2 separate regions of the Homo sapiens genome follow, and region 2 is linked to region 1. Evidence: chromatin loops called from intact Hi-C (ENCODE). Cell type or tissue: CD14-positive monocyte. All regions are shown on one strand. Links, peaks and the distances in the headings refer to the core of each region. The heading gives the core; the rest is flanking DNA. Region 1 has its middle 170 kb from the start of LINC02817. Region 2 has its middle 120 kb from the start of HLX-AS1.

Evidence for each region. Hi-C counts contacts between places; a loop is a spot of excess contacts. Peaks named below come from ENCODE experiments on the same cell type or tissue, not always from the same donor. Only the 100,000 strongest peaks of a DNase experiment are listed, where the experiment ranks them.
Region 2: it touches region 1 in a loop (2.3-fold over the local background); 3 of 110 quality-filtered maps call a loop at or near these places.

Annotation. Positions count from the first base shown.
Region 1 is chr1:221,157,834-221,173,496 of GRCh38, reverse strand. No RefSeq gene overlaps it. Among named protein-coding and RNA genes, the nearest start is that of LINC02817, 170 kb to the left of the region's middle. RefSeq lists a silencer at 6,312-6,431. In CD14-positive monocyte, for the core only: no CTCF peak of the experiment used is centred there; DNase peaks (open chromatin) are centred at 6,416 and 9,326; H3K4me3 peaks cover 2,563 bases; H3K27ac peaks cover 1,812 bases.
Region 2 is chr1:220,993,050-221,008,712 of GRCh38, reverse strand. No RefSeq gene overlaps it. Among named protein-coding and RNA genes, the nearest start is that of HLX-AS1, 120 kb to the right of the region's middle. In CD14-positive monocyte, for the core only: no CTCF peak of the experiment used is centred there; DNase peaks (open chromatin) are centred at 8,032 and 8,482; H3K4me3 peaks cover 883 bases; H3K27ac peaks cover 1,352 bases.

The DNA of each region.
Region 1 (15,663 bases), core at 4,529-9,528:
ACTGCCACCACACACACATACACACACATCACACACAGAAAACACACATAAGCACCACAGTGCATACATGTGCAACACATAAATGCACACATGGGCACACACATTAAATACCACCACCACACATAATACCATGTACCCTCCCCCCCCCCACACACACACACAGTATGATTCTTTAAGCCTGGTCCTAGAAACATTAATGCAAGTTCTCGAGCTGTCTGTATTCTTTCAGTCACAGAAATTTCTGGGATCAGGAGATCACAATATTGGGGGACCATGAAAACATCACTTTTCACAGCCTCAGTCTTTGGCTCAAAGTGTTCAGTTTGAGAATATTTTTCAATACATTGGAGCAAATTTCTCATAAGCCTGCAGGAATTGAGCCCAGCTGTCCAGATCCCTATTTTCCATTGTGTGTGGGTATTTAGGGGAACTTATTTACAAGTGGCTGTCAGCAGTAAGTTTAAAACTCAGAAAAGAAGGAAGTCCTGATTTATGACCCAAAGCACTGAGTTCCATTTCAGAAATGTAAATGGTACAAGCATACCCATACCGCACACACCACATACCACTCAGGTACATGCTCATACAAACACAATCATATACCTCTCCTACATACACCCAGATACACACACACACACACACTCCACACACACACCTGCCATGTACATGCATACCATGCCACATACATACATACTATATACACATACACACACACACATTCAGGAAACATGTCCTAACATGAATGTTCAGAAAGATTCTAGAGTAGAAACAGTTAATACTCAAAAGAAGATGAACTGTTCAATGATAGGAATGCTGAATTTGAATAGGAATGTCTTTGTTATTAGGAGTGAGATTTGTAAAAAGGCTGCCTAATAAGATTGTCTCATCTATGCCTGAATCTTCCTCTGTCTATAAGTGCTAAAATAACATCCTATGTGGTAAAAAGATAAAATAGTGATTATTTATATTTCTACTTACTATATGCTAAAAGCAACTAAATGGAACTCAGTTTATTCTTGTTTGTTTGGAGGTTTATGTTGTGTGAGAAGGGGTCATGAACAATTATTTCCACTGACTTTCTGAGATAACTATGTCATAGACAGCATAAACAAGATATATTCTGTTACCTGATTCTTTGAGGTATATTCATTGACCATGTTGAAAATTGTATTGCTGATCAGAATCAGAGAAGAAGCTCCAGGAATAAGAAGTGATGTGATTTCTACTCTTTTCCAGGTTTTTGTTACATTGAAAGAACTTGAAGCCCTAAGTCTCTTCTTTGTCATTTTTTATGGTTTTTTATTTCCTATAGATATTTTTGAACTTTTTGTTTATTATTTTGAACTTGATGATATTACTTGTTTTATAATCTATGCCTAATAATCCCAAATATGATATCTGGGCTGACCTATTTCTGCTGTTGTCTGTTGTTTTTGCTAGTTATCACTCATGTCACCTTGTTTGCTTTGGTGTCTAGTTATCTTTGAACACGTGCTGATCATTGTCCCTGAAAAATAACCTGCAACCTAGGATGAGTAATTCTTTGCACCACAGAGCATTTGTATTTGCTTTCTGCCAGGCATCTAGTATACTACTATGCATGCACTATCTCAAACCAAGGCTTGAGATCTACGCTCACCCAGATTATATATGTCCAGGCTACAAATCTGTACCAGTCTGTAGCTATCTCAGAGATAGGGATTTCTGTTTTAAATTTTTCCCTCACATCCTTCTCTTCTACTGCTGTGCTCAGCATGGATAAACTTTCTTCTACACACCTTAAAATTAAGGGGAAAAGAGTGAGTTTAGTCCTCGTTCAGCCCTAAGTCTGTAGCTCTTTGAGTGCCAACTTAATTAGGGAGAATATCCCATAAAGCTCTCCAACTTCAACATGACTTGGGTCTTGACTTTTGTCCCTCTTACTCCACTGAGCCACTAACCCAAATCTAAATGTGTTGCATGGACAAATAGCATAAGGGCATAAGAAGCCTGTATATGCCAATATTCTAGCTACCTGTCTGGATACAGACTTTCACCCATAAATTGACCTGGAATTTCCTCATCATTCTTTCAGCAATTCAAAGTTAATTTTTAAATGAAATTTTTAACCAGCAATTTTTATTGCTTTTAACAAGAAAGTAGATCTGAATATCCTAGACCACAATCACCAGAAAGTTTCTAAAAGGGCATTTTCAATTTTGAAGTTACATGGGATTCATTACTACTTAAATGAATCTAAACTGCATGTCTCCTGCTATATTATTAATCTTATCAAATAGCTTTTTGGTGTACTGCACGTAAGTTCACATGAGTAGTGTACCTATTCCCTTGACTATACTAATTACAAATGATTTATGGATAAGTGGATTGGGAAAACCCAAAAAATAAATTCCAAAAAAGTTCTTGCATTTGCTACATTTTACACACTGTGTCTTCCATGATGCAATATTCAGGTCTATTGACAGATACCCTCCATATCATTTTCCAATAAGAGATATTTTTGAAGGCACAATGTGGATAGTTTGCAAAATGGCCTGTTTCTGAGTAACTTTTCTCCTCAAGGCTTTTCCCAGATTTATCTTCAGTTACATTTTTTTTATATAACCACATGGTCCACTTTGATTGGGTTGGCTGGTAATGCATTGAAATGACAGACACTATAATTTTCCTTACAAAGAAAAATCTATGCAGTTGGATGGTTTCTTTAAAAATGAACTAATTTTGATTATTTGCTAACTTTCCCAGTTCTTATGTCAGAAACAATAGTCCTTGAATAAAGAAAATGTCAAAGAGTAAAAACAAGCCAGCGCATTTAAATTGTAGAATTATTTTTAAAAAATAAGATTGGACTGGACTGCAATTTTATAACTGAACACATTTTAATTCTATCTTGCATGGGGTCACTGCACACATGATTTGAGTTCTCCTTAGAGCTTTCCCATCTCTTCCTAGGAGGCTGAAGAATTTATGGAGACAAAATAGGCAAGGACATTTCTTAGAGAATATGCAATGCAGTTCATCCAGAATGACATCTTAGAGGTTATTTTGTCCTCCCTGGTCTCATATAAGTCATACTGATGCAGTAAAATATTTGTAAAATGCATAACCAAAGTGTTGTGTTATAAAAAAAAAAATTAAGTACTTCCAGCCAGAGTCCTAATGAGACCAGTTTCAGCTTCATATCCACCATGACTAATGAAAATGCTCCTCTTGAGAAAGTATGAGATTTTAATTTTATTAGTCCTGATGCTAAAATAGTACCCTCATGTACTCATCCTTACTTTCAGTTACCTCTGTGATTATTATTTGGTAGCCCAGGATGGAGCATTTGAAAATACAGTGTTTTTCATACAGTAAACCACTCAGTTCTTTAGTCTATCTCAGTTGTAGTTTCTAACTAGGGCAGTCACAAAAAGATAGATTCCATCAATATTTCATATTAAAGAACAAGGAACTGGATTTTTTTTTTATTTACCTTCTACTGTGGAGCATTCCCAGAAAACCATGCTTTTACAGAGCGCATTAGGATCATAAATGTGTTAATGCATAAAACATCCCATTATTCTTGCTATCTCCTCCAGAGAAGGAAACAGTGATAGAGAGAGATTAATGGATGAACCAAAAGCCATCCAGGAAATTAGTAGCAGGCAGGTCTGGGATTAAACTTCTGAATTCCTGCCACCCACTGTTAAGTGGAAGTCAATAGTCCACGCAGCCTCCCCAGATTCCATTTATAGTGTTGTGGAAATGGGGGAGGGGAGGGCACTGCTAGGTAGCCTGACAGCTAGGTATGCAAATTATCAGCTAAGACACAATTGTGAAAACAATCATGGAGCCTGTTTACATTCCAAATCACTTAGAGGTTTCCTGCTGTGTCAAAGATGTCATCCCAACAAAGGAATCTGAAGCTGAAACTTGGAGAAATGCTGCGGCTATTTAAACTGCAAATCCTCCAACTACATTTCCATATCCATACAGAATGATTCTATGAATACCCTGAGAGTCATGTTAAAGTCATAAACAGAATGTAGCACAGGGAAATGGGGGCCCAGGATTACCTCAATGGCTTCTCCATTGACTTTTTTATATGATGGCGACTGATAACTCACAATGGGCTCATAGCAGTCTTTAGGTACATGGGCCAGTTCTGCTATGCAGGGAGTTATTTATGAAATAGAGAAGAGTGAAGAGACATGGAAGAGGTTAGTAGGTCTGCCTCTTTCCAGAGGAATTACCTTGAGCAAGTTACTTACCTTTTCATAACCTTGTTTTTACCATCTGTGTCTGGAATCCAAATAATTTCAGCCTTATATAATACGTTGGGTTATTGTGAAGATAAAATGAGATAGCAGGCCAGGTGCTGTGGCTCAGGCCTGTAATCCTAATACTTTGGGAGGCTGAAGTGGGATAATCCCTTGAAGCCAGGAGTTTGAGACCAGCCTAGGCAACATAGAGAGACCCTGTCTTTATAAAAAAAAAAAAAAAAAAAATTAGCCAAGGATAGTGGCACATGCCTGTAGTCCCAGCTACTTGCGAGGCTCAGGTGGGAGGATAGCTGAGCCCAGGAGTTCAAGACTGCAGTGAGATATAATGGCACCACTGCACTCCAGCCTGGGTGACACAGCAGACACTGTCTCTACAATAAATAAGTAAATAAGCAAACAAACGATTTAATTTAATTTCAATAAAGAGCAGAAGATATATTTATTTATGAAACTGAAAGCCCTAAGTCCATTAAAAATATACATAGTTGGGTATAAGAGCATGTAGAATAATTCTTCAACATTACAACCTCTTAAAGCAGATGTGCATTTGTATATCTGTTATGAACTGAATTTTTTTTAGTTTTTGGTTTCCTGCTTTTAGAGCAGCAGTATCCTTGGTGGCAGGAACACAGGCTGTGGAGCCAGAGAGACATGAGTTCAAATCCCAGTTCTGCTACTTACTTGCTATGTGCCCTGAGACTTGATTTCCTTACTTGTAAAATAGGAATGCTCATACCTAACCTAAATGGTGCTCTAAGAAAAAGTAACAGTGTATATCCAGATTTGGATCATGGTACATCATTGACACTTAAAATATGTCAACTACAATTATTATCAAAAGGAGTTATATAGAAATGCATTCACCCTGCACATACTAGCATGTCAGTGTAAGTGGTGCCTTAGATCATCATCCAGCTCAGAGTTCTGTATTCTCTTCAAGATTCTGGTTTTGATGGTCGGGTTCACTAGCCACTGGCCCCCCACGCTAGACGCACGAATGGAAATCGCCTGCAGTGGGAAATGGGAGGATTACCCTGGGGTACATCTGAGTGGATGCAGGCGAGGGGACATAGTGAGTACACCCAAACCTGAACGCTTTGAGGAATGAGCTTATGACAATACAGTAATTGCAGAACTTCCAATCTGAAGCTGTTTCTCATTAATTCATCAAGTGTATCTTAAACTCCTTTCATATACTGTGCCAGATACAGAGAAGGGTTTTTAAAAGAAGTGGCATACGTTTTTAAAGTATAAGGCATGCCATTTGCTCTCTAAAAACTCGTAATGTAGTTGGTTCAACGAGACTACCGCTCATGAAACAGCTCAGTTAGAGCCTCCTGCTAACCTTGTGAGACCAGGCAAACCATTGGACTGCTCCTTCTCTGCAGGTCAAATGAAGAGCTCAGAAAGTCATAGTTATGCTGCACTGCAGTGCACGTTAATGTTCCTCCTAGTCACTAGCTCCCTGAGGGCGTCAGCAGAATCCACATGTTCTACCACCCCACCACCTACTGGAAACATAGAATCATACGCAAGATTTCCACTTTAGGTTAATGACTAGTCAAATTAAGAGATGCTGAGAAGAGCAAATGTCATTCCAAATTGAGTTAAAGCACACAGACATGCACATACACACACACACACACACACACACACACACACACACACTTCCAGCTGCTTCTTTTAATGTGACCCAGCACACATTGGAACACTGGGGCTCAGTCCCTGTAAGCAAGAACTTTCTTTCCACTCACATAAACCAGGCACATCCCACAATTTCAATGAACCAAACGCTTGGCCTTCAAAAGACGTGACTCTCCTACATTTTCATCACATTTTAGTTATTTTCCATATCGATAGTTGAAACTGTCCTACAACTTCAGGGCTATAGCTATTTTTTTCCACCTGTCTGCTAAAATGCTCTCAATTTTCCTCCCTAGCTCTTCTTTGCATTGAATTGCGTACCTTTATCGAATGCAAAAAAAAAAAGTAAAGTTTGAAGAGACCAGAGCATTTGGGGAAGTATGATTATTTGCTAAGCCTTACATTTTAAAGTGATTAGCCAAGGTTTGAGAAATTTCTCAGAGTGACTGTCATATGGAACCAAATAAAAAACCACAGAGATATTTGTAGTTTAAATGTTCTTTAAGTAACTGCATTATTACCACAGCACCTCCGAGGCTTCCCCTTTTTGCAGATTGCACATTGTCACCACTTCCTAAATAGCTGGCCTTATTAAAACACTACAGGCTTTGGTAAAAATATCTCTTGCTTTGGATAATTTAATAACTGTGGAGGGGGAAGATCTGGTTTTGTTTCTACAAAATCCTATCTTTGGGTTTACCACCCAAAAGAAAGAAATCAATTTAAAACATGTGTTTGGAGAGTGTACTATTTGCTTAATACCATGCTTGACAGAGAGGGAGATGGAGAAAAGCTTACAAATGAGATGGCAGAGATCAGCAGCACTCTCAAAATGATATAATGAGAGTTTCAGCAATGGGGTTACTCAAAGGGTCAGAAGAAGGAGAAACTCCTAGATGCTAGTCTCCTCACCAAGCCTTTGTTCACTGTTGTTGCTTTTAGTTATCGGCTGTACCCTCAACTGTTCTAATGAAACCAAGTCATCACAATCTATAGTGGGAAAATACTTTCCATCAGCTCAGTTGCATTCTTATCCTGTCATCTTGATATTTATTGGTTTCCCACCAAGAAATCAAAGGTGGTCAGAATGCCCAGTTACGTCCCTGCTGTATCTTGATTTAGCAGCAATGGCTGTTGAAGGCCGGAGACCCAATGATGTAGGAAGAAAGGCTGATCCTTTCCCTGCCAGCTCTGTGCCCAAGTTAATGATTCCATCATGTGGGTTTGTTTCCTGGGAGAAAATATTCCTTTTGGAAGGGGAGGGAGGATGAGTGCAGTCTGACTTCATGGCAGAGCATTTTGCAGTATGCTTTTTTTTCCCTTACTGCTAATTCCTGACCTCAGCAGATAAATAGAAATGAGACTCAGGCAAGTTAAAAATAATTTTAAGCTCTTCTCCCAGAGGCAAATGCTATATAACAGGAGACCCAAACAGAACACTTCGGCCCGAGTCCTAGCCATGATCTGGGTTCCACAATATGCTAGTTAAAATTCTTATCATCGCTTGATGACAATCAGTCCCTGGGAATTCTGGAATGGTTGCAAATCCGCCATTTCCTGCAATTCATCAAAACCTGGCCTCTAAATGGTTATGACTTTCTTCAGAAATATCATCATACATCACAGTCATGGGAGTCCCCTGTGTTCCTCTTCCCTACTATGACTGGGTCACCTTTCAGAATGCTTATTTTTACCAGAGGAAAATGTAGGATGGAGTGACCTCTGATGAGACGTGTCTAATCTAAGAAGGATGGTTGTTCATAATCTAAATTGCAGATAAATTAAATGAGCTTATCTCCCAGAAGGGCTAGAGCAAGATAAAACAAAACAAAACAACCCCCCTCCCCAAATGTAGTGTGTATTCAAACATTCTGTGGTTTAAGACAGCAAAAAACAAGAATGCCTAGATTGGATGAAAGCAGGAAAAAGATTAAGGTCAAGTAGAACATTCTCAGAGTGATGTGGAGAAAAGAACACTGGACTCAGAGGAAATCTGAATATCAGAGTTCTTGTTCCAAGTTGCTGAGTAACTTCTCTCTGGTCTGTTTCCTCAGCTCCATAGCATTCCAGTACTAACATTCTGTGCTTCGAATCAATCAATCACTGTAAAATCTGCCCAGAAGACTCCATCATCTCTTTCCTCCAAGGCAAGAGAAGGAAATAGGACAAAAGCAGATGCTACACTGAACAGATGACTTCTTCCCATCAGCACAGCCATTGCTCACACCCTGACTGCCATCCTGCCATCTTGTTCAGGGACCTACATGGGCTTCATTGAAAACTCAAAAACAATTCAAATTCTTATTTGTCCAAAAAAGCCCAGAGCCTTCTCCATCTAGTCCCAAGCTGAGAACAATCTACGGCCCTTTCATCCTTTTATCCTTTTATTTCACACTTCTTGGACACCTGCCATATTTCCTTCCTTCATTTTGGTATGAAGTCAGAGGTCAAATTCAAGACCTGTTAGAAAAGCATTCCAGATCTCACAAATGATGATCAGTGCATTTAGCCCACATCAGGGAATCCATCGCTTTTACTCCATTAATTCTCATTTCTGCCCACTGGGCACAGAACCTTACAGGAAGCACTAGAAGCTTGGATTGTGCCACAAGGACGTTACCATCTAGTTGGAGAGACCAAAGCACAGGAAATAAGGACCTCCTTACAAGTGAAACATGAATCCAAAATGCCAGCTGGGAAGAGCAAAAAGCAATTAGGAAGTAAGAGAATTGTAGTTCTGTTTGTTTCTACTCCCACAGCCATTTAAAGTCATTGGACTTATGGAATTGGAAGTGGCCTCAGAGACCATCTAGCTACCTCTTTTATTTTAAGTAAGAGTTCTTTAATAATTGGTTCTTATTTGTATGTTTTATGCAAATTTATAATGTTTTAAAATGATTCAAGTTTAGAATAAGACTTCTAATTAACACCTGGAAGTCAAGTTGAATGATTATTTAATACACTTAACCATAATGTAATTAACCATAAACATACAAATGAATGTTTAAGTTTCAGAATGGAAATACAACCAGAAACACAATAAATATATATGGAAACTATTGTTTTCTGCTAACTATAGAGAATATTAGGCTACAAAAAGAAATGATACTCCTTATGAAAATCAGCACAATATGAAAATTAGGTATCTTCAGCTGCTTCTCCTTTACATTCTAATTATGCCTTTTAAATTTGCCTTATTTCCCATTTCTTTAGTTATCCTTCATTTCTTACTTACACAAATGACACATCTTCTGATTAATCATTTTATAGCAGCATTCAAAATTCCAGTGTCATGGAGAGGAACTTTTAATTTTACTCTATTATTTATGGAATATAGCTTTTCCCTGCTTGACCTTTTTGTGTTCACAAGTAATGCTACCCAAACCATGAGTCACATATCAAATCCACTATGCCTGGCCCCTCAGGATCTCCTTCACTCTGAGTGGAAAATCCCTGGCCATACACAAGACTTTTGCTGTTGTAATTTACTGGCTGATAAATTAGAAAGGCAAAGCTCTGACTTGTTTAGTCCTGGGTTAGGGAAAGAGAAGTTGCGCTTGATTAAACAGATTGTTTAAAAAAAAAAAAAAAAGAAAGAAAGAAAGAAAAAGGAATGTTATCTAATCTATATTGCAGTGGGTCCTTAAACCCAGCTGAAGGATTCATCCACCACAAGGCATGTTTCGGGAAATCACATCACATGCCAAAACAACACTCAAGTTGAGATTTGGGTGGCAGTCATTTTAATAAGGCAAGTTATGAAAGAATAAAACTCTATAGGGATGTCTTCATCCATTTACAGACTTTAACTGAATGCCACAATGGGACACACTGTTGGGGATACAGAGGTGAATAAAATACTCCTTGACCTCAGGGACCTCACAGTCTAGGGCATTCTTTATTGGAAGGTAGGCATATACTTAAACTTATCCTATCAGAAATTGGTTCTTAATTTTTGCTCCCACAAATAAGAGAGAACATGCAAAGTTTGTCTTTCTGTGCAAAGTGAGGTCTCCTTGGTTCTTGGTTGAATGGAAACTAAGATTCTGTAAATTAATTGAGGCCAGTTAGTCAAGAACAAAAGCTACTGATGAACAAAACTTTATCACTTTCCTTTTCTCTTCATGACCCCAGGTGAAACTTAAAAACAAAAATCATTTCTTTTCCTATCTATACAAAATGCATTTCTATTTCACTCACGATTGGGTAAAATCTTCTTTGCAAAGATAAACCATGTATGTCAAAGCCTGAATTTTTAAATTTCCTTCTCTTTTGCTGAGCCCTGTAAGGGTGGTGGCTGGGTATTGGTCTTGTAGCAGCTTTTCAGTTTCTTTATTTGGTCCATAAGCATATAAATGGCTCCTCCCATATATTCACCAAGCATCTCTACCAACTGCTTGAGGGTAATGTCCTGGGGAAAGCCCTGTATTTGGAACCGAGAGGCTAAGATTCCAGTCCCAGCCCTGCTGCTGACTAGCTTTGTGACCTTTTAACCAACCACTTTACACAGTTACTTTACTCATAGACTAATGAGTTACATTAGGCAATCCTTTTACTCCCTTTCCATCTTATGAGTCCAATAGTTGTACATTTGAAAGCCAATTATATCTTTAGGACAAAGTATAAATATTCCACTCTCCACGGTAGTATATTAAGTGTTGACAAATAGGAAAGGGAATTTTAATCTCCATTCATATTGGAAATAGACATGTAATTAGATTTACTACTCTTGTCTAACTTTTCAGAACCACCCTCCATTTTTATAAATACTCTTACTGACCAGAGAGTCCTGAGTTGTTTCTCTCTCACTTTTCACTCCGTAACCCCTCCTGCTGCCCAATTTCTATTGACTCTTACAATATTCCAGGGATAAGCTCCAAAGCCACTGTCCCCAGGAAGCCTTCCTCAATTGCCTCAGCCAGAAAAAAGAAATCTCCTTCCTTTGCATTTTTCACCGATTGTGCAAGGTAGCACAACTTATGTCATTTAACTCTTTCTATTGTGTTGTATAATGGGGATGGATATTTTCCAATGTTCCTGGGATTCCTGGCAGGAAAACCCTGAGAAACCATGAAATCCTATTCCCTGGGCTGTTGCTGATGTTCTACTTAGACACCAATAAAATGTGCAGTGACTTTCTCTGATTGGTGGTACTACCACTCAAAGCTATCATATTTCAGAGCCGTTAACAAGCTCACCTTCTGCATTTTGTTTGAGTCTTAGTCACTTAGAGGGCTATGCTCAGATGTGACTTGGGCCCCAAAGATGAACCAAATGCCCAGCAGACATTGTGGTGTAAGAGTTAGAATTCTGATTTGATGTCTCAGAAAGGCTACTTTTCAGCCCCATTTTTTCTTTTTTTCATTTCTAAGTTATTGTTTTCTTTTTTCCTCCCTTCTCTCTTTCCTTCCTTTCTTGTTTCCTTCATTTCTTTCTTTCTTTTTTTTTTCTTTTACACAAAGTAAACACAATCATGGTTCTACTGCTTTATTCTGAATCCTGCTCCATGCGAACAGGAAGTCAAATCCTGTAAGTAGCTGTGGGTTGGGTTCCAACTGGTTTTACCAAATAGTTTAAAGATTTGCCAAGGCTGGCAGCTTGTCTTCCAAATCTTCATCATAGAATTTGCTACACAACAGCAAAAGTGACAAGTAAGCACAGGGCTGAGCAGCCAGGAACACTTGGACTTTCTGCATTTTCAATTATTTAGGCCAAAATGAATCACTTGTTTTCTTTTCTTTTTTCTTTTGGAAACAGTTTTACTTCCCATTTCCTCACTGGACACATAATTTTGATTTATCAGCCCGACAGTCCTGAGTAAAAGGAAGTTTTAAACAAAGCTGATGCCATTGCCCTGAGTTGTTTTTTTTCTTTTCCCAGCAATATCTTCAGAAAACACTTTGGCCTTCTTAAAAATGCAAATCAGCTTGTGCCTAGCAAGCCTCATGAGCAAACCTCATGACTCCCCAAGGCTTCTGAGTCCTCATTCAAGGACTTTGTCTTATAAATTCCACTGGAACCTTCTTCAACAGCAGTCCACTTTCAACTGGGATAAATCTGTCTTCCAATATTATGTCTTGTAAATCTCACTCTGCAGGGGTATTTCCAATCCAGCTACTGCATGCTTTCTTTATTGACTAGGAATGGATAAATCAGTTTTCCATTTCTCTTCATTATCCATTGCTGATATTTTGATGTGGGAGCTGTTTAGAAGTTTCTGATCATAGTACATTATTATAAAAACATCTCTTGACCTGAAAATTTTTAAGACACAGACAGTGTAATTTACATCTCTTTTTGCTACATTCTCAAAATGAATCTCTCTATGTTGGAATGGAAGGATGACTATTAAATGGGAAGTTTGCCTTGTTGGCCTAAAAACATCACACGCATTTTCCCATACTCCAATGTTGCAATAGATTTAGATTGTCAATAACAATTATTGGGTGCTTATTATGTTTGCATGTTTCAACTCAATTAATGCTCACAATAATCTTTTGTGGTAAGTATCATAATTGTCTTCATTTTACAGATGAGGAAACTTAGGCATAGAAAGTTAAATAACTTGGCCGGGCGCGGTGGCTCATGCCTGTAATCCCAGCACTTTGGGAGGCCGAGGTGGGTGGATCACGAGGTCAGGAGTTCAAGACCACCCTGACCAACATGGTGAAACCCTATCTCTACTAAAAAAAATACAAAAATTAGCCAGGCGTGGTGGTGCATCCCTGTAATCCCAGCTACTCAGGAGTCTGAGGCAGGAGAATTGCTTGAACCCAGGAGGCGGAGATTGCAGTGAGCCGAGATCACGCCACTGCACTCCAGCCTGGGTGACAGAGCGAGACTTTGCCTCAAAATAAAATAAAATAAAACAAAATAAAATAAAATCAAAAAGTTAAATAACTTGCTAAAGGTTCAATGGTCTGTAAGTGGCAGAGGCTGAATATAAACCTGGGAAGCCTATCTCCAGCATCTCTGCTTTTAACCATTATGCTAAGCTATCTCTCTAGATTTAAGTGTTCAACTGGGCAATCTCAATTCTATGTTTTTAAACATTATTTTTGCAATTATATAATGCTTTTAACTTTCTAGACCGTTATCTCATTTTTGCCTTAACAGTTAGGTAGCGATATTCTATGTACATATTATATTCTATTACATATATATTCTATTCTATTACATATTATATTACATATAATATATATATTACATGTATATTCTATTACATATATATTCTATTACATAGAATATAATATCTCCATTTTATAGATAAGGAAACTGAGGCTGGGAGAAGTTTAGTGACTTGTTCAAAGGCTAAATGGAAAAGTTGGTTTCTGAGCCCCAGTCTTCCAACTCCCAATATGGTGCCTATAATTGGGCCTCAATATCCTCATCTATGTGCAAAGTAGCTAAGAAACCCTCCAGTTCCCAAAGAATTGGTCTCTGTACTACTCTTATTTATTGAACACCTTCTCCAGACTGTAAACCCTATAATAACAAGGGCAGGACCTAACTCGTTACCTCCTGTGACCCCCTTCACCTAGCACAGAGTAGGTGTTCAGTAAGCATTTGTTGCAAATATAAATGTGCCAGGTACAGTGCTAAGTACTGGGGTGCAAAGATGAATACTGGTTAGCCCTTATATTGCAAGTGAGGCACTCAAGAGGCCCCTTGCAGTTATGTAGGTTCTGCAAGCCCCACAGTCATTATGTGGACAATGGCTCCCACTGTGTTGAAGTCACCAAGAGATAATTGACCATGACGTGAGTTATGTGTCCCAAGTTGAATGGCGTCAGGGTCAATTACTTTATTTTAAAGACCACAGCAAAGAGGCCCATTTGCAATGTGGTGCTCACATCATTAAAACAACATTTAGAAATTTCATTTTAATCTAAATGATGGGTTTCCAGTGCTGTGTAGCTATCAAAGCATAATAACCTGTGTGCTAAACACACCTCCCCAGCTCTCAACACAATTTGGAGAACCCCAAGGAATATAGATGTGATTGATAGAAACACCATGTCTGATCTGTTTAACCCAGTCTCCAGCCTGACAAACTTAAAGCAAGTTTTGTTTTGTTGTTTTTTTTCCAACACCTCCAAGAGATGAAAGAGTGATTTTTACAGTGCCAGCATTCAGGTTTGAAGCTTAGCTTATTTAGGAGTGCTAGATAAAATACAGGAGACCCAGTTAAATTGGAATCTCATATAAAAAACAAATTATTTTTCAAGTAATTATATACCATGCAATATTTGGGGTACATTTGTACTTTTAAAAAGTGTTTGTTGCTTATCTGAAGTTCAAAGTTATCTGAGTATCTTGTATTTTTATTTGTTAGGTATGGAAATCTTAAGATTATTACAAAAATTAATAGAAGCAAATTAAAATCTTCTTTATGTGATTGACCTTGCCTATATGGAATTGAGTAAGATATGGAAGTCAAAGAAGAATAGAAGATGAGGTCTTCCATTAGGTCTATCTTTTAAGTCTGTCTTTTCAAGGACACAGACATATTGCCCCAGAGGATGTCCCTGTCATTCTTGGATGCACCATAGTGTAAGGTCATTTATGGTATTTAAGCATAGTAGTTAAGAGGTGGGCCCTGGAAACATACTGCTGGGATAGAAATTCAGCGTCCATCAGTTACTAGCTGTGTGACCTTAAGCATGTTACTTTCATTTTGCCTCAGTTTCCTGATGTGTAAAATGGAGATATAAAAAGTACCTACCTCACAGGATTTTGTGAGGATTAAAAGAGTTACTATAGTGGCATTAATAAGCATTCAAGTAAATGTTTATTTTGCTCCCACCAATATCATCATCATCTTCATCATCACCATCATTCTCACTCCCACAGACAAATTGTTTTTTAACTAACTCTTCAACTGGCTTCAACGTTTCCTTTAGATGTCTCTATGTTTCCTCATTTTAATCATCTAATTGGTAAGGAATTGCTGATTATTCAACTGGTGGCTAGTTACAGAAGTTTGATCTGAAAGTCCTCACAGAAGTAGGTGATTATGTTGGGTCTACATGGTGCTAAAATAACCATGTGAAAAATGAAAAGTGCACTGAGAAATTCAGTAGAGATAACTGTTTGGAACACCTTCAATCTCCCAAAAGATGTTTTGGTTAAGATTTAGTCTTTAGTGAAATAGGTTTCTGAAGCCAGACACAGCTCACAAGTAACTCAAGCATCTGTACATTACTAAGAATGGCTAATATATGGCTGGCGTATTTGTTCATGCCTTTAAATTCACACCTTCTGTTCAAATAAGCAGAGTCCAGTAGTAATTCTCACCGGAAGGCTGCAAAAGTGTGGGAAGGGATATCACTTTAAGGGGCTCCATTTATGATATAAGAAGCCATTGTGGCATGTTGTTAATTTTATGCACATGGTGGACTGTTGAAAAGCAAGGAGCACTTGTGGGGAGCCGGAAAAAGATCTCCCGAGATCGCTCTACTAGGTGATTGAGTGTCCATGCCTGGTGCTTTTCAGCAGTCAGGACTAGTTTGATATGCGAGCTACATGCTACACACTACTTTAACCTTTTGAATCAACTTAGTAGCTCCAGCTTTCTCGTAATTCTTTAGTATACCTCATAAACCAGTTTTAAGATGCCAGAAGATTTTTATCCAATAAGGCTATATTGATACATAATGCAATATTTTTCAACTGCCTTGTGTAATGTTTTTAGGGTTTCAACATTTTAATTTTTTAAAAAAATAAAATGAACCCCAAAAATATTTTATCATAT
Region 2 (15,663 bases), core at 5,612-10,611, 170 kb after region 1:
GCCAGAAGCAGTGACACCCCAGTAGCAATGAGCACACCTAGTGTCCAGATCTTATTTTCTAAATATCATTCTCCAGTAAGGGAAACCAGTAATCCTTAGAGAAATGGTTGATTCTAGAGCAGAAGCATAGAAAACAGGATGATCCTTCTAATAGTGCCAAAAAGAAAAGATGTGCTAAAAATAAAAAATAAAATTAAATAATGGGGCTTTATCAAAAGGACACAAGTATATATCAAAAAGAATATACTTGGATTAGTATATCGAAGAGATATCTGCATTCCCATGTTTATTGCAGCACTATTCACAATAACCAGGCTATGGAATCAACCTTAGTGTCCATCAGTGGATGAATGAATAAAGAAAATGTGGTATATATACACAATGGAATTATGTATTATTCCATTATTTAGCCATAAAAAGAATAAAACCTTGTCATTTGCAACAACATGGATGGAACTGGAGGACATTAGGTTAAGTGAAATAAGCCAGGCACAGAATGAAAAATATCGCATGTTCTCACTCGTATGTGGGAGCTAAAAAAAACATTGATCTCATGGAGATAAAGCATAGAATGATGGTTATCAGAGGTTGGGAAGGGTAGCAGGGAGGAGGGGAAAAATGGGGATGGATAATGGGTACAAAAATACAGTTAGGTAGAATGAATAAGATCTAGTATTTGGTACCACAATAGGGTGACTATATCTAACAGTAATTTATTGTATATTTTAAAACAACTAAAAGAGTGAAATTGGAATGTTCCTAAAAAAAAAAAAAGATAAATGCTTAAGGTACCAGATACCCCAACTACCCTATTTGATCATTACACATTGTATGCCTGTATCAAAACATCACATGTATCCCAAAAATATATGCACCTATTATGTACCCATAATAATAATAAATAAAAATAAGTAAATGATCAACATTTTAAAAGGACACAGGTGCCAAGCTTAAAGAGCTGCTGATAAACATAGCTGGAACAATCTGAGCAACAAAATAAACAATAGTACTGGATTATAACTTCAATATTAAAATAAGTATCTGCAAGTCCATACTGGTATAAATAAGTGATTAAGTAAATAAGTAAATGGAAAAAAGAATAAATCTTGACAGACTAACTGTCAATGATAAATATAGAAGGAATGAGAAAAATAGAAAATCACTACTAGAACATACTAATAATTGCTGCAGCTAAAATTAGTGAGAGAAGATTTAAGCAGAAACAGGATAGTATAGAGCCTCAAAATATCTCCAAAAAATATTTATTTATTACTGAAATGGTCTTAACTTACATCCACAAATTCTTTGATACTCTTCCTTCCAAAGAGTTTAATTCTCCTCCCCTTGAATGGGGGCTGAAGTTACTGACTCACTTCTACTGATTCTAATCAAACCATGGGACTTACTTCTAGTATGAAAATGGGAAAGTATTAACTGTACAGTGAAGAGCCCTGGCATCAAGTGATTAATGCTAACATCACCACTAAATACATACACACACACACACACACACACACACAGACATTTGTGTATGTATATGTATATGTATATGTTACATAATGTATCCCTGGGCATGGTATAATGGCAAGGGTATTTCGCTTCTGGTGTATTCTTTTCCAACATCCTTAACCTCAGTCTAGCCATGAGAGAGCATCAGACAAATGTAAATTTAAGGACAATCAACAAAACACTTGACCAAATAGTATCAAAAGTATCAAGGTCATTAAAGACAAGGAAAAACCAAGAGGCTATCACAGATTGGAAGAGACTAAGGGCACATGACAACTCAATGTAGCATAGTAGACTGGACTGGACCCTGGAGTAGAAATAGAACATTATTGGAGAAACTTAATAAAGTGCATAGTTTAGCAAATAGTACTATATCAGTGTTAATCTTTTAGTTTTAATAAATGTACGAAGGTTATGAAAGATGTTAACATCGGGAGAAGCTTGATGAAGGGCATACAAACACCCACAATATTATATTTAACTCTTATGTTTTTTTCAAAATAAAACACACTTCTTGATGTCTAATATAATATGATTAACCTCCATTGTGGTTGCTAATTTTCTCTCTTAAGATCAAGGTTATAAGAGATTTCCCACAGCACCACTATGGAAATGATGTGGAACAAAAAAGAGAACAGAAGGGAAATGCCTTGGAGAAAGAGGAGATAGAAAACCAAAGAAATGTTAAATAATGTGGAAAACAAAAGAAAAAAATGGAAGGAGTGGTACCACCTCCCACCTTGAATCCCAACAGGCCACTGGGACCCCAGTCTGGCATTTCAATAGTCACTTGCCATCATTCACACTCCTCTCTCATCACCATATTAGTTAGGGCACAAGCTAAACTCTGTAATATAAGCCCTCACAAATAGAAGAGAACTTCAAAAAGCTCATGGAAAAATGGAATTTAAAGATAAAAATAAAAAATAAAATCAATTCCTCAACATAAGCTCCATCAAGTTCAATACACTTTTGTAAGTGATACCAGCCATACAGTCTATCCCTAAAGAACTGAGAGGATCAGGCACAATGGCTCATGCCTGTAATCCCACAATTTGGAAGGCGAAGATGGGAAGACAGCTTGAGGCCAAGAGTTCAAGAACAGCCTGGGCAACACAGTGAGACCCCATCTCTGCAAAAATAAAAAAAGAATTCGCCAGCCATGGTGGTACAAGCCTGTAGTCCCAGCTACTTGGGAGGCTGAGGCAGGAGGATCACTTGAGCCCAGGAGTTCAAGGCTGTACTTCAGCCTGAGCAACAGAGTGAGGCCCTGTCTCAAACAAACAAACAAAACGCTGAGGGTCCTAGGAATTTAACCATGTCATTGCATCTTTTGCATGTTGTTAACTGAGGAAAAATAGGTGCCCTTTAAAGATTTTTGAAGATTAGGAACAAAAAGAAGTCAGAAGGAGCCAAATCAGAACTGTGAGGTGGATACCTAATGATTTGCCACTGAAACTCTTATAGAATTGCCCTTTTTGATGAGAGTAATGAGCAGGAGCATTGTCATCATGGACAATTGGTTTCTAGCGAAGCTTTCCCAGAAGTTTTTCTGCTAAAGTGGTAGCTAACTTTCTCAAAACACTCTCATAACAAGCAGATATTATGTTCTTTGGCCCTCCAGAAAGTCAACAAACAAAATTCCTTGACATCCCAAAAAACCTTTGCCATGACTTTACTCTCAACTGGTCCACTTCTGCTGTGACTGGACCACTTTCACCTCTTGGTAACCATTGCTTTGATTGTGCTTTGTCTTCAGGACCATACTGATAAAGCTGCGTTTCATCTTCTGTTACAATTCCTCAAAGAAACGCTTCAGGATCTTGATCCCACTTGTTTAAAATTTCTGTCAAATCTCTTCTCTGGTCTGCAGTTGATCTGGGCACAAGAGTTTTGATAGCCATTGAGTGGAAAGTTTGCTCAACTTTAATTTTTTAGTCAGAATTGTGTAATCTGAACCAATTGAGATGTCTATGGTGTTGGCTATTGTTTCTGCTGTTAATCCTCAGTCCTCTTCAATTAGGGCACGAATAAGATTAAATTTTTCCTCACAAACTGATGTGGATGGTCTGCCACTGTGGGTTTTATCTTCAACATCATCTCATCCCTTCTTAAAATGAGTTGTCCATTTATAAAATCCCGGTTTCTTTGGGGACTCTTTCCCCATAAATTTTTTGTAAAACACCAATGGTTTTGCCATTTGTCCACCCAAGCTTCATCATAAATTTGTTGTTTGTTCTTGCTTCGATTTTAGCAGAATTTATGTTGCCCTGATTGGGGCTCTTTTCAAACAGATGTCTTATCTTTTGTGCCTCAAACTAGATCGGGTTCAGACAAACAAGTTAGTACAAGTTTATTTTGGTGCAAAAAAAGATGAAACTCATGTGTAATTTTTCATACTATGCATTTTCCATGAACTTTTTGAAGACCCCTCATTCAAAGATTAAATAAGATTATAGTTTATTTTTCTCTTATTTCACAATTCAGAAGTAGATACTCCAGATCTTATAGGATGATTCTGCCATTCTCTATGTAGTTTCTGTCGCTGGGGACAAGCCCTGGGAAAAGAAGAAGAGGCAGGGCAGCTAAGACTCCTTCCTTGGTTTGCTTTTATTCTGTTCACATCCCATTGGCCAGAAATAAGGTACATGGCCTGATTAATGTTGCAAGGGAGGCTGGGAATATAGTCTCTAATAACTGGGCAAAAGTAGACCTGTTGAGAGTAAAAGTCATAGAAACTCTAATAACCAGCTAATGCTCATCAGTTCTCCTGTTAAAGAAGAGAAGAATCTGGTTCTGGTAGAAAAAGAGCAGTCTGTGCCACTAGTTCTAACGCAGAATCCTTTCAACAAATTGGACCATGCACTGCTGCAGAATTTTCTATTTAAGGTGACGACAAAAGTACAGGCAGTCTTCAATTTGACAGAATAAAATTAAATTTTATAGAAGACAATATGTGATATCATGGGGCATGGGATAAGGGGAACACTATGACATTAGTCAAATTTATCTAAAGAGAACATTAGAACAACCAAAGGTAGAATCTTAGTGAGGCAGATTTTTTGGGAAAATGGCCACAATTCTTCATGCCTTTCCATACCTTTACCTCTGTGCAATGGGACTTTGCCTTTCTTCCCACCAAGAGAGTCTCTTTCTCTACCCTTTGAACCTGGACTGCCATTGTGACTTGCTTTGTTTCCATACAATGCAGAAGTGACTTTGTACAAGGTCCAAGCCTAGGCCCGAAGAAGGGGGCCTCGTCATGAGGGGAATTTTCTGTCTGTTTAAGGGAATGACAAAAGTCCTGAGGGGTGGGAAGAGAATCAGAGACAGAAAGAGGGGGAAAAGTTGCAAAAGAGGGCACCCTAAAGGGAGGGTCCTGCCAGGGTCAAGGCTGGGGGTTAGAAAAGCACAAGGAAGAATAGATGATCAAGTGGGAAAAGTCTCTAATTATTTTGTAAGAAACACACCTACTTCTCAGCGGGATCACGTGCTCATCCTCTGTTCTAAATCAGAAATCAGAAAATACAGGCCTGGACGAAATTCCCCTTGGAATTTTTGGGGGGCAAGTCACAAGGGCATTGCTCATTCCTCTTCTTTCCCTTAGAATGCTCTCACTGTGTGAATAAGGTCAGGCTAGCCTCCTGGAGGTTAGACACCATATGGGGTCAAGACAAGCCGTGCCAGCTAAAACTATCCTAAACCAGCCAGGCTCCAGCTGATTTGGTAGCAGGCCACAGATAGAGGAGGAGCCCAGCTGAGATCAGCTGATGTACTGACTATTAGCTAAATAAGTGGCCATCATTTAAAGCCACTAAGTTTAGGGGTTGCTTGTTATGCAGCAATAGCCACCTGGTAAAACTGGTGGAGCTCAATTCCTCTGTTTTTTGTTTGTTTGTTTGTTTGTTTTGAGTCAGGGTCTTATTCTGTTGCCTAGGCTGGAGTATAGTGGTGTGATCCCGGCTCACTGCAAGCTTCACCTCCCCAGGCTCAGGTGATCCTCCTACCTCAGCCTCCCACGTAGCTGGAACCACAGGTGTGCACCACCATGCCCAGCTAATGTTTGTATTTTTTGCAGATACGGGGTTTTATTATATTGCCCAGGCTTGTCTCCAACTCCTGGACTTAAGAGATCCTCCTGCGTTGGCCTCCAAAAGTGCTGGGATTACAGGTGTAAGCCACTGCACCTGGCCTGGAGCTCAATTTTTAAGGGATGAGCTGATGAAAATGAACTAGAAGAACCGCAAAAGAAAGGCAGAGAGCTGCAAGAGAACCAGCAAGCAATGCGAATCACAGAGACCAGAGAAGTTTCAAGATGAAGGAAGTGGCCCTCAAGCAAGATGAAGCCTAAGAGAGTGGTAGCTTTTTACAACAGGAATACTAATTTGAAACACCACATAGGTAATGAACACACAAATAGAAACTATTATGTACTTCCCATTAATAGTGGAAAATTCAGTTTCTTCTTTTGGTTAAACACATACCGCCTACACCACTGCATACCTTTCAGACAGGAAAATTGAATTTATAACACATTCAGAACATGAGTGACTTCCTTTAATCTTAATGTTCTCCTAAAAGTCTTATCTCCAAACACTGATAATACATTGAGGGTTAAGGTTTTCACCTATCAATTTTAGGTGGACACATTTCAGTTCATAGAGATGATGATGATGATGATGAAGATAGATAGATAGATAGATAGATAGATAGATAGATAGATAGATAGATAATAAATGGATGGATAGATAAATGTATAGGTAGGTAGATAGATAGATAGATATAAATGGATGGATAGATAAATAAATGGTAGGTAGGTAGGTAGATAATAGATAGGTAGATGGGTAGATAGGTAGGTAGATAGATAGAAGATAAGTGGATGGATAGATAAATGTATAGGTAGGCAGATACATAGATAGATAGATAGATAGATAGATAGATAGATAGATAGATAGAAGATAAATGGATGGATAGATAAATGTATAGGTAGGCAGATAGATAGATAGATAGATAGATAGATAGATAGATAGATATAAATGGATGGATAGATAAATGGATAGGTAGGTAGGTAGATAGATAATAGATAGGTAGATGGCTAGATAGGTAGATAGATAGATAGATAGATAGAAGATAAGTGGATGGATAGATAAATGTATAGGTAGGCAGATAGATAGATATAAATGGATGGATAGATAGATAAATGGATAGGTAGGTAGGTAGATAGATAATAGGTAGATAGGCAGATAGATATAGATAGATAGATAGATAGATACATACATACATACATACATACCCAAAACTCACATGACCCTAGGGCCTTCTGATTGTGCATAAGTCCAAGAAGCTGTTGGTCCCACCTGTGACCAAGTTGCAGGCTGACTTAATTAGCCCATTGTCTCCATAACTTCCAAGACTCCTTCCTTCTGTTCATTAGTTTTGTGGCCCTGTTGCCCTGACCCACTCCCCTTCTCTTTTCCTTATTTACTTCCTTTCTCCTCTGTTCCCCTAAATTATTATCTTCATATTTCTGAGCCCCACACAGTCCTCTCCTCCTTTCTTGGCCCACAATTTATTCCTCAGCTTTTGTGTAAAAGATATTTGGAGAACCAGATCTTTCCTGCTCCACATCACTAAGGAGTGGCCTGAGCTTGCAATAGTCCCAAAGCCTAACCATCACCCTCCAGGCCTCCAGAGGTGAAGTGACAGAGTCAGGGAAGCTGGGCTGCTACTTGGATGAGTGAACTTCTCTCCGGCCGCAGTCTATCCAGGCATAATGTGTATATTTGTGTATGTGTATGTGTGTGTATGTGTGTGCATGTGTGTGTATGTGTGTGTCTGTGTGTGCATGTGTGTGTCTGTGTGTGCATGTGTGTGCCTGTGTGTGCCTGTGGTGAGGAAGATCACGGCCTTTGGAGTCAACTCTGGACTTCACTTACAGCCTTACCACTTAGTAGCCGTGTGGTCTGGGACTTAACCTCTCAATGCTTTGTTCCATTCTGTACAATCACATTAATAATAATCTTTACTTTGAATGATTGATATGAGCATTAAAGGGTGTTAAATTTGCTAGAGCATCAGTTTTATGTCAGAGTCACAGATACTGCAAAGAAACCATCTAACAGTGCCCAGCACATAGTGGGGGCCTCAATAAATGCTGGTTATTATTGTGATCCCTGTCTGTTAATCCCCATAGCCTTGCCCCACTGGCCTGGCTAGACTCTTTGTCACCTTCTGTTGGCTCTTCCTATGCCTGGTACCTGCCAGTTTACCACCTTAAATCTACCTATTGGATTTAATTTCCTCAAATCATCTCCCTCCCAGTCCAGCGGGCAAAGATTGGTTCATGCCCTGGCCTCTTCTGGTCAGACCTATCCTGCTAGAGTTAATCAGGCCAGGTCTGCCTGTGTCTTAACGAAACCATTTGTTCCTCAAAATGACTCTCTCAATAAATGGAGTAAAAACACAATGATGATTGGGAGAAAAGGGGAAATGCGTAAGAGGACATGGCACGGTGACAAGCACATTCAAGGCCATAAATATGTGGCAATTGCTTTTCTCATCTAGTTCTCTTATTTTGAAACTTTCCTGGAAGGGACCTGGTATTATTAGCCATTATGATGAGGCAGATGCTGTTTATTTGCCCAGTCACATAAGGATCATGTAGGACTGACAACCAGTGAGGAAATTATGTCATTCTTCGGGACAGGGGAAGGAAGAGGGAGGAAGGGGCTTTGAATGAGGACAGATGGGGCAGGGTTGGGGTGTACTTCCAACACCTATAAGAGATTTATTGTGCTTTTAACAGTCTACACTTACACTTAATTGAAGACTACTTAACCAATTATTTCATGAGCTGTCTGGTAACACTTAAATCCTACCTTTCTAATCCCTGACTGGCTACATAGCCACAAAATCAGATTACATCGTGATTAGGAAAAAATTTACACATGCATAAGCCATGTCACAACAGATCACTGTTCTTGCCAAATATTTCCTACATAGCTTGTAAACCTCTTAGGTATTTGCTACTGCACAGGTTGCTGACAGGATACAAAGAAAATACAAGTTCTTGGCCTCTGTATATTGGGCTTCCCTACACAGGGTGAGTCCCCGCCCAGCCTCTGTACCAGGCCCCATGCTGGCTGACCACACCTCTGCTCATCACACTTGGGGCTGCAGCCATGCCTGTGCTGATCTGGGACTTGGCACTCAAATCTGGAGAGTCTCAATCCTGGGATCAACCTGCAAATGTCAACCCACAATGTGAGTCTCTTCTTTATGCATCCTCTTAAGGATTTAGTGAGCCTCAGGAGCATGTTGAGGCCAAGGCTTCAAACCTGATGCCATCTGTACTTTCTCTGGGGAGGTGGTCTCTCTCTGCCTCATCTCTGAGAGATAATCCACGGCCCCCAACCCTTGTTAAATTTCCCTGCACAATTTCAGGTGACCATCCTTGCCAGATCCTGATTGGGCCTGGAGAATTGGCTAGTCTCATTTTGTTTCTGTATCTTAGTCAACTTGGGCTACCATAACAAAAGGCCATAGGCTGGGTCTCTTAAAAAACAGAAATTTACTTCTCACAGTTCTACAAGCTGTCTAAGATCAAGATACCAGCAGGGTTGGCATCTGATGAGGGCACTGCAGCTGCCTTCTCACCATGTCCTCCCATGGCCTTACCTCAGTGTGTGCATTCCAAGAAAGAGAGAGCTCTCTCCCTCTCTCTTCCTCTTGTTGTATGGCAGATCTATCTGATCAGGACTCCAATCCTACCTGATTAGGACTCTACCTTTATGACCTCATTTAATCTTATTTCTCTCCCATAAGCCCTACCTCCAAATGCAGTCACTTTGCAGGGTTAGAATTTCAATATATTAATTTTTGAGGACACACTTCAGTCCATAGAAAGACTATATATATAGATAGATCGATAATAGATAGATAGATAGATAGATAGATAGATAGATAGATAGATAGATAGATAGATAGATGAGAGATCTGCATTCATATCACATTTAGGCTTAAAAATGTTTACTGTCGGCTGGGCATGGTGGCTCATGCCTGTAATCCCAGCACTTTGGGAGGCCAAGGCAGGCAAATCACAAAGTCAAGAGATCGAGACCATCCTGGCCAATATGGTAAAACCCCGTCTCTACTAAAAATACAAAAATTAGCTGGGTGTGGTGGCGCGTGCCTGTAGTCCCAGCTACTCGGGAGGCTGAGGCAGGAGAATCGCTTGAACCCTGGAGGCAGAGGTTGCAGTGAGCCGAGATTGCACCACTGCACTCCAGCCTGGTGACAGAGCTAGACTCCATCTCAAAACAAAACGAAAAAAAAAATGTTTACTGTCTTCTCTCCTTGCCTTCGGGATAGAGCCCACACTGCTTAGCCTGGCACCCATGGCCCTCTGCCATGGCTCCTACACCAGATCCCTGTGTTAAGCCCATGTAGTCTCCATTCTCCCATCAGGAACATCCTTCTCAGCTAGAACCAAGGTGATAATGGTTCCCTTCCCACCACTGGGGCCCTTCCAGTGGTTCTGTTTACAATCCGGAAACTATTTCCTCCCTGGTTACTGACCATAGATGACTTCACACATTCATTTATTATTTATTCACTCATTCAATGTGTAGGCACCACTAAAGCCTGATCTGGGCCCTGTTTTATGAGCTGGCCACTGTCATATGCTCACATTCAGGGATGTGGATTTTGCTCTTTAAACCGTAACAGTACAGCCACATCACAATACAATAGCCACTGCCTCTGTCTAGTAATAAAGGCAGTGACACAGCAAAAGAGGACTGTTTAGATACCTCATAGCCCCCAAAGATGAGCTCTCCAGGCATGGCGCGTGTGTCTATCCCCTCTCAGCCAGCCTAAAAAGTTCACTCTCATAATGTATGGCCCCTTCCTTTCCATGCTGTGCAAGAACGTCTTCTTGCCCACCAGCCTCACAAACTAAACCCTAATCGATGTGAGAAGATGAGCTGGGAGATCCCATTCCTTGGAGCTCCTAGTCACTTTGTCACAACCTCGGGAGGCAAAACTGATTATTGTGGAAGGTGGGACAAGGTTACCAACCTGCCAGACACATCAAAACCTGGATGGTTTGAAAACACAGACCCTTGCTAAACAGGAAAGTCATAACAACCTCCACAAGGGAACTCTCCAGAGGCAGGCTGGGAGGGGAGGAGCACCTGCTGCAGCCTGCGGTTGGTGCATGAGAAATTCCTGAGCACTTAATTTCATTTCTGTTTCATGATATACTGCAACGCTTATTGGGAAATTAGGTGAAGCTAAACTATGGTTTACTTTTAGCTGACAAGCACTAAGATCTGAAAGGTAAAACATTTTGGCTCTGAATTCTGGGGAAACAAATTACACCTTACCCTACATTTTCAGGGCCTGTATGCTTGGTTTGGTGGGGGGTGGGGGGCGGGGGGCGGGGGTACTTGTGAAGGAAAGCAGCCAGTAGAAAGAAAAGACAGAGATGCCAGTGAGAAAAGAAACTTTGCCAAACTCCAAATACACATTGGATCAGGCCAGAACCCACCCGACCCCTGCTGTCACCACCACCACCACCACCATCAAGATAAAGAGTGGATCTGTCCTTCCCATGTCTTCCACACTTTTGCTTGCCTCCTTGTGGTTTCAAGGGGGCCCTTGATTCTAATTTTCCCTTAGATTTCACATATAACAATGTTGGACAGGGGATCTCTAATGATTGATGCGGGCAGTTGCTAGTGCTTTAAACCTTTTCACATATTTAATCCCATCTCATACTCACCATAGTCCTGTGAGCTAGGTATTAACCCTCTCCCACCCCCAATTTTCCAGGTGAAAAAACTTAGGCTCAAATATCCATTGACTTGCCAAGTGTTTTCCACTAGCAGGTAACAGTTAAGAGAGTTTCAAACTCAGGACTTCGCCATGGAGAATTCTGGCTGAGCAGCTATGCCAGTCTCACCAAGTGTGGTGATCCTGTAGGCCTTCTTTCTTTTGTTTTTGTTTTTGTTTCTCAAGACACATACACATACATACACAGACACACAGAGTATGTCTCCATTTATACAACATGTGGAAAAGGCAAAAGTATACAGACAGAAAATAAGCTTGTGATTGTCAAAGGCTGGGGTGGGGAGAGGGATGAACTAAAATGTAATAGAAGAAAATGTAGGGAAGTGAGGGAACTGTTCTCTGTCTTCATTGTGGTGTTGACTGCATGATTAGACGTAATCGTCAAAACTTTTAGAATTCTTACGATAGTTTACTGAGAATGATGGTTTCCAATTTCATCCATGTCCCTACAAAGGACATGAACTCATCATTTTTTATGGCTGCATAGTATTCCATGGTGTATATGTGCCACATTTTCTTAATCCAGTCTATCATTGTTGGACATTTGGGTTGGTTCCAAGTCTTTGCTATTGTGAATAATGCCGCAATAAACATACGTGTGCATGTGTCTTTATAGCAGCATGATTTATAGTCCTTTGGGTATATACCCAGTAATGGGATGGCTGGGTCAAATGGTATTTCTAGTTCTAGATCCCTGAGGAATCGCCACACTGACTTCCACAATGGTTGAACTAGTTGACAGTCCCACCAACAGTGTAAAAGTGTTCCTATTTCTCCACATCCTCTCCAGCACCTGTTGTTTCCTGACTTTTTAATGATTGCCATTCTAACTGGTGTGAGATGATATCTCATAGTGGTTTTGATTTGCATTTCTCTGATGGCCAGTGATGATGAGCATTTTTTCATGTGTTTTTTGGCTGCATAAATGTCTTCTTTTGAGAAGTGTCTGTTCATGTCCTTCGCCCACTTTTTGATGGGGTTGTTTGTTTTTTTCTTGTAAATTTGTTTGAGTTCATTGTAGATTCTGGATATTAGCCCTTTGTCAGATGAGTAGGTTGCGAAAATTTTCTCCCATGTTGTAGGTTGCCTGTTCACTCTGATGGTAGTTTCTTTTGCTGTGCAGAAGCTCTTTAGTTTAATTAGATCCCATTTGTCAATTTTGGCTTTTGTTGCCATTGCTTTTGGTGTTTTGGACATGAAGTCCTTGCCCACGCCTATGTCCTGAATGGTAATGCCTAGGTTTTCTTCTAGGGTTTTTATGGTTTTAGGTCTAACGTTTAAATCTTTAATCCATCTTGAATTGATTTTTGTATAAGGTGTAAGGAAGGGATCCAGTTTCAGCTTTCTACATATGGCTAGCCAGTTTTCCCAGCACCATTTATTAAATAGGGAATCCTTTCCCCATTGCTTGTTTTTCTCAGGTTTGTCAAAGATCAGATAGTTGTAGATATGCGGCATTATTTCTGAGGGCTCTGTTCTGTTCCATTGATCTATATCTCTGTTTTGGTACCAGTACCATGCTGTTTTGGTTACTGTAGCCTTGTAGTATAGTTTGAAGTCAGGTAGTGTGATGCCTCCAGCTTTGTTCTTTTGGCTTAGGATTGACTTGGTGATGCGGGCTCTTTTTTGGTTCCATATGAACTTTAAAGTAGACTATCTTTAAAGTAAACTATCACAAGAACAAAAAACCAAACAACGCATATTCTCACGCATAGGTGGGAATTGAACAATGAGATCACATGGACACAGGAAGGGGAATATCACACTCTGGGGACTGTGGTGGGGTCGGGGGATGGGGGAGGGATAGCATTGGGAGATATACCTAATGCTAGATGACACGTTAGTGGGTGCAGCGCACCAGCATGGCACATGTATACATATGTAACTAACCTGCACAATGTGCACATGTACCCTAAAACTTAAAGTATAATAAAAAAAAAAATTAAAAAAAAAGAAAAAATATGAAAAGGAGAATTAATAGAGATTTCTCAAATAAAAAAAAAAAAAAAAACTTTTAGAATTCCACACTAAAAAGAGTGAATATTACTGTATATAAATTATACCTCAATAGGTATGACCTTAAAATATCACAGTCATGTTCACACAAAAACCTGCACACAGGTGTGTATAGCAGCTTTATTCATAATCAACAAAACTTGGAAGCAACTAAGATGTCCTTTAGTAGGTGAAGCAATAGCATACTATTCAGTGCTAAACAAAAGAGCTAGCAAGCCATGAAAAGACATAGAAGAAACTTAAATCCACATTGCTAAGTGAAATAAGTTAATCTGAAAAGGCTGCATACTGGTTCAAAGGCAAAACTATGGAGACAAAAGAAAATAGCCAGGGGTTGGGGGGATTATTTCTGAGGCTCCTATTTAAACTATACTCTTACTATACTTGTTCCTAGCCAAATAATCTCATTCTCTCTTTCTCCACCTGCCTTCTCCCCACCACATCCACAGGCCCACACACATTTTCCAGTTGGCCCTTTGCAATGGGGAAGCACCCAGGACTTAAGTGTGCATTGCGGGTGGTAAAGACGGGGGACCTAGAAAAATGAAGAAGCAAATCTTTACCGTTCAAAGGGAACCTCTTCCAATTTTGTGTCCTGGAGTTAATTCTCATCTTCCTTGTACTTTTTGTTTTAAGTTGAAATAGCTATGTATACCATACACCCACTTCCAGCAAATGAAAAACAAACCACTGAAGAAAAACTTCTGAGGTTATTTCCCAGCTGAACAAAATCAAAAATAGATGAGAAACATTGCAGAGATTTAGCTCACCTGACATTTTCAGTTTTATCAAAATTGTTCATCAGGGCGTCCTCACAACTTCTGACCCAAGTTTTACCAGCTTTCCTAAAGTTCCTCACTGAAGTCACTATTTTCTTCCACATCTTCTCCTTCCTAACTTATGTATCACTTGCTCACTAATAACATTAAAATTTATAGTTTTCTATCTGTTTAAGGGTCTAATTTCATATATGAGATGATAAGGCTGTTTTCCAGTAGTCTGTTAACAAATCATATCAGACCAAAGACAAGCAGACATCTAAGTATATTATTAACCTGGCTATTTTTTAAAAGCATATTTGCAGTTACTATTCTCTTTCAAGTAGCAACACTGCCCTTCCTGGTTTTTGTGATTTTGAGAAAGCTTCTCAGCCTCTCTCTAAACCCCAGTTAAAGAAACATAAGGCTGAGCATCATGGCTCATGCCTGTAGTCTCAGCTCTTTGAGAGGCTGAGGCAGGTGGATCACTTGAGGCCAGGAGTTCGACACCAGCCTGGCCAACATGGTGAAACCCCATCTCTACTAAAAATACAAAAATTAGCTGGGCATGATGGCATGTGCCTGTAATCCCAGCTGCTCGAGAGGCTAAGGCAGGAGACTCACTTGAACCCAAGAGGCAGAGATTACAGTGAGCCTAGCTCAAGCTACTGCACTCCAAAAAAAAGTTTTAATTAGCTGGGTGTGGTGGCACATGCCTGTGGTCCCCAGTTGCTCAGGAGCCTGCGGTGCCACTTGCACTCCAGCCTGGGGTGCAACAGAGTGAGACCTTGTCAAGGAAGGGGAAAGGAAGAAGAGGAGGGGAGGGGAGGGGAGGGAAGGGAAGAAGAGGAGGGGAGGGGAGGGGAGGGAAGGGAAGGGAAGGGAAGGGAGAAGGAAGGAAATAATGAAGATCTAACAATGTTTTTGAAAGAGAAAGGTGAAATAACATATGTGAAAGTGTTTTCAAAAACAGTAAAACTATAAAATGTAAAAAACTTATTATTTTATGGCTGTCTCTATTTTCTTGCCAGTAAAATGATATTAAATAGTACTCACCTTATAGAATTATTGTAAAGGCTAAATGAAATAAAACAGCAAAGGTGCTTAGCTTCATACTTACATAAGTGCCCAAAAATGTCAGCAAGCAACAGAAGCAGCATTTCCAAATCCCATGTGGTAAGTAAGGCACCTCTGGTCATCCCCATTTTATAGCTCAGAAAACCGAGGCTGTGGGAGGTCAAGGAGACTCAGACTAAACTTCAGCCTTTTATGACTCACTAGAGCATGTTTACATCCCTATGGCAGGCTGGTAGCAGAAACTCAGGGGTTGGTGGGTAGTGTTCGCAGGTTTTCCTATTTTTGAAAGGGTAAGTGGGAAGCAGCAAGCTCTGGTTCCTCAGGACACGTAGCTAAGGATCCACATGAGACACCACTTGCCCTCTCAGGGTTGCCTCATCAGCACCTGCAGCTCGATCACGTATTCATGCAAAATGCAAAATTAAAGAAATGAGGAGAACAGGATGGA